Regions from separate parts of the Homo sapiens genome. Here region 1 is linked to region 2. Evidence: read pairs that join two places in POLR2A ChIA-PET (ENCODE). Cell type or tissue: K562. All regions are shown on one strand.

Region 1 (4,000 bases), 270 kb before region 2:
TGGCTGCCTCACAGGTTCAGTTCAACCTAAGAGGTGACGTTGCCTTCTAGAAATCTCTGCCCACTCCCATGAAAATCAAGGGATTTATTGATTGCCCAACTTGAGTCATCGGCCATGGAGACCCCAGTCACCAGGAGAGGAAGTTTGTGCTCTGATTAGCCAATGTGGACCAAATGGGGGGATGGGGGATACTCAAGGAAAATTTAGGGCACCATTTCTTGAAAAATGTAGAGTAAATAGTGAACGCATTATAATAACATCCCAGCTGGCCCTATGATTGTTATTACAAAGCATTTTGAAGACAGAAGGAAATATGAGTGACCACTTCTGAGCTTCCCTTGTCCTCTGTGAGTCTTAAGAACAGGAGCAAATGTCATCTCGCATTAGCTTAAATTTCTTAATAGAGTTTACTTTTTAAAAAGATATTTTAAAACAATACACTCCTTTTTCAAAACATCATTATTTTCAAATCATGTAGACATGTATCAGAACTCTCTTAAACAGACTGCCATAGACAGGCTGTACAGAGAGGCGAAGCTACAAAATAAGTCTAAAGTAGAATAAAACGAGAACCAAAAAGAAAATGAGTGTCTTATTTCATGAAAAGTAGTAACTATGCCCAATTCACGTAATGAAAACCGCTGAGCATGTCATCCTTAACAAAATAATTTTATTAAGCAAAGTCCTTCTCTATTTAGCACAAGGAAAACATTATTTTAGTCAATTAATAATTCCCAAAGTGTTTCCTTAATATTTTGACAGTAATTTCAAATGGATGTGCATGCATAGAAATGATTATTAAACTAAGGCATATACACAGGTACATACATACTCACACCCACATGATTATTATTATTATTGGTTGAAACTATAGCCTGAGGCGACAAGGAAAGTAAAGGTCAGCCTTCCAAACAGAAAACACATGTATGGTGAGAGCACCATAAACTGCAGGGAAGAAACAAATTTATTCTCATATTTTTCATCAAGTTTATTTTTAGAGTCATGAACAACAGAGACCTTTCTTATTGATTAAATTTCGTAATGTTGAATTTGATCAAATCATAAGACACCAATTAGACTATAATTTTTAAACCATTATGGATGATAATAAAGGACGAATGGAATCATTAACAAAGAATTCCCTGAGTATTAAATTATCCCGTCTTTATCTTGTTAAGAAAACTTAGAAATTGTGTGTGGGTGCGGGTGTGTTTTCAATCACAAAGAGTGTTTCCCTCTTCTCGTAAACTCGCGGAAGCCATTTTCCAGCCCTCCAAGGGCAGCATAGCTATAGGTTGGCAGCAAATATTCTTCTTTTCGGTGTGCTATCTAGACATGGCTTCACACGGTTTGTGTTTCCCTGTTGACCTTTTAAAGAGTCCATACCAAGGCAGGACAATCCCTAGGCTGACTTGAAGAGTTCCCCTGATGTGGAGCTGTCGTACTCAAATTCCTGCTGGCAGTTTCCTAAGAAATGCTAAAAGATCCTTAGGAATCTGAATTAACCAGTTAATAGACAGTGTCTTTCTCAAACTGGGAATTTCTCCACTTTCCTCAAGCCTCATCCGTATTCTAGAGGAGAGATTTTAAGTACAGGACAGACTTACTACTCATTGCAGAACCAGAAGGGGGAGCCATAGTGCAAAGGAATCTTAGACCATTCACACTGTTTCTACAGGGATGAGTAATAATCACCACATGGGTTACATAACTTCCGGCCCACGGATGAAGTAAGGGCAATGAACGCGATATTCTCTAAAGAACATTTGGGTCAAGATGGCTGTCTTTACTTTCCCGTTTATGTAGCCAAGAATGAACAGAGAAAAATCTTTACCAAATTTAGCAATTATTATTATTATTATTATTATTATTATTATTATTATTATTATTTTGAGACAGTCTCACTCTGTCGTCCAAGCTGGAGTGCTGTGGCGTGATCTCGGCTCACTGCAAGCTCCGCCTCCCAGATTCACGCCATTCTCCTGCCTCAGCCTCCCGAGTAGCTGGGACTACGGGCACCTGCCACCACGCCCGGCTAATTTTTTTTTGTATTTTTAGTGGAGACTGGGTTTCACCGTGTTAGCCAGGATGGTCTCGAACTCCTGACCTCATGATCCACCCGCCTCGGCCTCCCAAAGTGCTGGGATTACAGGCATGAGCCACCGCGCCTGGCCCAAACTTAGAAGTTATTGAGGGTTGCCATCAATATGGCGGAAATTGTAAGGCACGTTTACAACACGAAGCGAAGAGAAGGGATTCGCTAATGGGCTTCACTGCTTGAAGGAAATGCCTGGCTGAGGCATAAGTTGAAGGTCCTCGGGAAGAACTCCATGTTATCTGGAAACGACTCCTGAGCTTGGACAGATTTGTCCCAGGGAAAGAAGAGCCTTGATCGTACCTTTGGCAAAAGCTCAAAGTGCAAGAGATCATCCCGGGTAGAGAAGCCAGGTGTGGCACTCATTCTTGACCTACACCTGGCAGGGATGGAACCAGTATTGCAGGAGGTGCTGGTCCAGCTGACTTCTCACTCTACAGCAAACCCAGGAGTGTAACCTGCAGCAGAAGGCAGTGCCCCCACTTGCTGTTTTCTACTGCTTACTGAAAAGCAGATCTCAATTTCAGCAAAGCACTACCAGATTTTTCATCCTTCTTTTTCCTGGATCTGAGAGATGTAAAAGTATTATAGTTAGAGTGATTCAGACGGAACCCATTTTAAACACACTCTGTAAGGGTAAGTAAACAGAGAAAAAGATAAACACAGACAAAGAAAAGATTCTGCCGAAGAAGGGAAACGACCCGAGAAACCCAGCAAATAAAGACTGTGAAGTGAAATTCCTAACATGAGATAGAATAAAGTATCAGAAAAACTGTAATTGATATTTTTGACCAAGTCTGAGAGGATGTGGCATCTGTGGAGCTAGAGTCGACAGTTATGAAAAGATACAGATCTGAAGTCAGAATTTTGTTTTATTTTAATCAACTTTTGTTTTAAACTCAGGGGGTACATGTGCAGGCTTTTTACCTAAGGATATTGCATGATGCTGAGGTTTGGGGTACCAATGATACTGCTACCTAAGTACTGAGGATAGTACCCAGTAGTTTTCAACCCTTGCCCCAATACCCAGTATTCCCCAGTGTGTAGGGTTGCCATCTTTTTTTTTTTTTTGAGACAGTGTCTCACTCTGTCGCCAGGCTGGAGTGCAGTGATGCGATCTTGGCTCACTGCAACCTCAGCCTCCCAGATTCAAGTGATTCTTCTGCCTCAGCCTCCCGAGTAGCTGAGACTACAGGTGCACGCCACCACGCTCAGACAATTTTTGTATTTTTAGTAGAAACAGGGTTTCACCATGTTGGCCAGGATGGTCTCGATCTCTTGACCTCGTGATCCACCCACCTTGGCCTCCCAAAGTGCTGGGATTACAGGCGTGAGCCACTGCACCTGGCCATGTTGCCGTCTTTATGTCCAATGTTTAGTTCTCACTTATAAGTAAGAACATGCAGCATTTGGTTTTCTCTTCTTGGGTTAATTTGCTTACAATAAGCCTAAGCCTCCATGGATGGCCTCCAGCCACATCCATGTTGCTGCAGAGGACATGATTTCATTATTTTTGCAGATGCATAGTATTCCATGATGTATATAGCATATTTTCTTTATCCAATTCACTGTTAATGAGCACCTAGGTTGATTCCATGTCTTTGCTATTTTGAATAGTGCTGTGATAAACATGTGAGTGCATGTGTCTCTCTGGTTAGAATGATTTGCTTTCTTTCGGGTATATACCCAGTAATTCTGGGTCAAATTGTAGTTCGGTTTTAAGTTCTTTGAGAAATTGCCAAACTGCTTTCCACAGTGGCTGGACTAATTTACATTCTCACCAACAGTGCATAAGCATTCCCTTTTCTCTACAGCCTTGCTAAGCTGGTTGTATTTTAAAATGTCATGAAAGAAGTGAACTGGACATAGGCTGTGCAGAACATTGAATCAGTCAAGTAGAAGGAA
Region 2 (4,000 bases):
AAAACTTTTAATAACACCTAACATCTGAGGCATCTGATTTTAATTAATGCCTCTCCAGCAGTAGAGATCAAGGGACATTCTAAAAATTAGTTCACTATTCCTAGAGCAAGCAACAATCCTAATGATTTTTTTAACCAATAAACCGGATGGTGCAATTAATCACAATTTTCATGTCTAGCACTAGATGGCAGAACAGACATTTGGTTGGTAGGATGGCCTACTGCATTAGTACATTCTCATGCTGCTGATAAAGACATATCTGAGACTGGGTAATTTATAAAGGAAAGAGATTTAATGGACTTACAGTTCCACATGGCTGGGGAGGCCTCACAATCATTGCAGAAGGCAAAGGAAGAGCAAAGGCATGCTTTACATGGTGGCAGACAAGAGGGCGTGTGCAGGGGAACTCCCCTTTATAAAATCTTCAGATCTCTTGAGACTTATTCACTATTGCAAGAACAGCACAGGAAGGATCCACCCCCATGATTCAATTACCTTCCACCAGGTCCCTTCCATGACACATGGAAATTATGGGAGCTATAATTCAAGATGAGATTTGGGTAGGGACACAGCCAAATGATAACACCTACTCAGCATGCTATTAATTCATGGAACTAAGGTTTCTTCACCCTGAGTCTGCCTGGCCAGGACTGGAGGAAATCTTGCTAGTCTCCAGTTCTCCAAGCTATTATCAGTTCATTGTATTCCTGGGGTTGCTTTCTGACTGCCTCATGAAAGAAGACCTTCCTTCCCCACTGCCTTCCACTCTGAAGAGCCTTTTGGTCTGGCAAGGAAACCAGTACAGCTAACTTCTCCCTCCCGGGACAGAGGAATAATGAGAGCTTGAGGACATTCATGACAACAGTCATACCCACAAGCTTTCCTTAGTCAAAATTTACATAATCCAGGACAGAATACATATAGAATAATACAACTGTAGGCTTGGAGGAAACCAACAGAAATCACCAAATTTGACATTTTTATTTAGAAGATGAAAAAAACTCAGTCAGAGATAAAACACAAGTATGTACAAGTTCACCAATTAATTAATGGCAAAGCCACGGCTAGATCCCTACTAGAAAGTGCTTTATTATCCTAGTCAATATGACTACCATTTGCATCAAGTTCAGGCCCCAGCTTTTAAGTCTAGTGACTATTTTAAAGAAGACAAGAAATTTTGGTAGCAGTTTCTGGTGTGTGTGTGTGTGTGTGTGTCAAAAGAATTCTTAGAATAGCTCTTAATCTAGAACCCAATCAAAACGGGCATCTTCACACTACCAGAGACAGTATTTGATACAACTTTTCCAAAGGGCAATTTTGTAACAGGCGTCAAAAGATTTAAAAAATGCATATATCACTTTACTCAGCCATTTTTTCTGCTGAGAAGTTATCATAAGAAAATAATGATAGGTGAGCATTAAAGATTTAGTTACAAGGAGTCCACGGCAGTTTTAGTCATAGTGAAATATTGGAATCAAGTTAAACATTGAACAATAAGGATTGCCTAAGTGACTTATGGGACATCCAGACAACAGAATCCATGCAATCTTTTAAAAAATGCTTAAAATCTTTTTAAAAGTCAGGGTTTCCAGGCCGGGAATGGTGGCTCACGCCTGTAATCTCAGAGCTTTGTGAGGCCGAGGTGGGCGGATCACCTGAGGTCTGGAGTTCAAGACCAGCCCGGCCAACACGGTGAAATCCCCGTCTCTACAAAAATACAAAAAAAAAAAAAAAAAAAATTAGCTGGGCTTGGTGGTGGGCGCCTGTAGTCCCAGCTACTTGGGAAGTGCAGGTAGAAGAATCACTTGAACCCAGGAGGCAGAGGTTGCAGTGAGCCAAGATCGTGCCACTGCACTCCAGCCCGGGTGACAGAGCCAGACTCCATCTCAAAAAAAAAAAAAAAAAAAAGTCAGGGTTTCCACAGTGGTGTCTGAAAATTTATTCAATCTAATCTGAAGCCTGGGCCCAGTCTCTCCTAGACATACATATCCAGTGTTCAGTACAGTGCTTGCCACAGGAAAGAGACTTGGTAATACTGAACGAATGAATGTTGATTAGATTTTTAGCATAACACCAGACACACCCTAATAACAAAATCTTACCTGAGTAAGAGGAATTACAGAGATCATGTCAATATAAGCAATTATTTGCAGGTGTGTCAAGTATTTGACTGTTTGAATTACTTCATGTATTCAAAATAGATGTTGATTTTTCATTATTAAAGATACTCAAATTTGTCATTTTTATTAAATATACAAAATATGCAAGCAACATGCAGCTACCTAGGAAAACATTTATTACTAGATAAGCTGAACATTTTCTTGACCATATCACATAATTATATATTTTTAAATTCCCAGATGCCTAGCACTGTGTATCTTTTCAAAAAAGAAAGCCATTCATATAACTGGACACGTTTTTTCATTTTAATGAAATTTTTTGTCTTTGTTGTTTCAGCATCATAAAGATGTGGAAACTCTACCACTGTTCTATTGGTACAGTACTGCCGGGAGTGTAAAATCATACAACCATTTTGGACGTCGATTTGGCAGTATGTATCAAATGTTCATAGCCTTTGACCTTATGATTCTACTTCTTGAAATGTATTCTAAACTCTTACTCAATATTAGAAATAACATTACAAACAAAGATTCCCATCAAAAGTATCCCTTATAATAGTCCCAAATTAAAAAGTACCTTAAAGGGGTAATGATTACTATGAGATACTCTTAAAAGAGGATTTAGGCTGGGCCTAGTGGCTCACTCTTGTAATCCCAGCACTATAGGAGGCCGAGGTGGGCAGATCACTTGCACTCAGGAGTTCCAGACCAACCTGGCCAACATGGTGAAACCCTGTCTCTACTAAAAAATACAAAAACTAGCTGGGCAGGTGGCGCATACCTGTAATCCCAGCTACTTGGGAGGCTGAGGCAGGAGAATTGGTTGAACTTGGGAGGCGGAGGTTGCAGTGAGCCAAGATCACACTACTGCATTCCAGCCTGGGTGACAGAGCCAGACTCCATCTCCAAAAAAAAAAAAAAAAAAAAAAAAAAATCATAAGAAATTATGCTTTGGGAGACTGACAGAACTCCTCAGATCACCTGAGGTCAACATGGGGAAACCCTGTCTCTACTAAAACTACAAAAATTAGTGGGGCCGTGGTGGCGCTTGCCTGTAATCCCAGTTATTCGGGAGCCTGGGAGGCAGAGGTTGCAGTGAGCTGAGATCGTGCCCCTGCACTCAGCCTGGGTGACAGAGTGACTCTGTCTAAAAAAAAAAAAAAAAAAAAAAAGAAAAAAGAAATTATACATATACTATGATCTTAATTAGGTTAAAAACAAAACAAAAGCAAGGCTACCAGTTTTGCATTTGCCATGTCTTGCATTTGCCATTGCATTTGCCATGTTTTTCGTAAGGGGCAGCATATACAGTCTGTTGTGCTATAATGCCAACACACGCATTCTTCAAATCACTATGCTGATAAAAATTCACAGATTAAAAAAACCACAGGACTTAGAGGAAAATAGGATTAGGGTACAACACTTAAAATTTTCTCAGTGGTACATTAAAAAAAATAAAAAGAACCTAAATAACAATGGTAACACAGTTCCATACATGTTGATGGTTAAGAAATCCAGAAATTCTAAAATAAAAATGACACTTTGACTTTGAAAAAGCCCTAGTGTTTTCTCATGGAAGTGGGCATTGGAGGGGTTGCAGTTTGTGAATTATTGTGAAGTGGTGAATGGAAGGTTATCTAAAATCAGATCAGCAAAACATCACACTGTACCCTGTTTATACATTTATACACACAATTAGTATTTGTCAATTAAAAACAAGTTAATAAAAAATAATAATTTTAAAAAGAAAAACATAGTAAAGTAAAATCCAGCTTAAAGCCAGATTTTAGGGGTAAGACTCAGAACACACACAGTGGACCAGGTGCAGTGGCTCACGCCTGTTATACTAACACTTTGGGAGGCTGAGACAGGCAGATCAC

The links. ChIA-PET counts read pairs that join two places held together with the same protein. Peaks named below come from ENCODE experiments on the same cell type or tissue, not always from the same donor. Only the 100,000 strongest peaks of a DNase experiment are listed, where the experiment ranks them.
Region 1: POLR2A ChIA-PET joins it to region 2 with 5 read pairs; 2 of 35 experiments call an interaction of 5 or more read pairs at or near these places.

Annotation. Positions count from the first base shown.
Region 1 is chr17:13,305,129-13,309,128 of GRCh38, forward strand. It overlaps LINC02093 (long intergenic non-protein coding RNA 2093), which reads right to left and starts at 1,632. Exons shown (of 5, transcript NR_146885.1): 1 at 1,608-1,632. It overlaps LOC124904097 (a long non-coding RNA gene), which reads left to right and starts at 2,119. Exons shown (of 2, transcript XR_007065972.1): 1 at 2,119-2,731. In K562, a CTCF peak has its summit at 1,630 (motif pointing right); a DNase peak (open chromatin) is centred at 1,673.
Region 2 is chr17:13,576,675-13,580,674 of GRCh38, forward strand. All of the region lies in intron 1 of HS3ST3A1 (heparan sulfate-glucosamine 3-sulfotransferase 3A1), which reads right to left. Among named protein-coding and RNA genes, the nearest start is that of HS3ST3A1, 23 kb to the right of the region's middle. In K562, no CTCF peak of the experiment used is centred here; no DNase peak of the experiment used is centred here.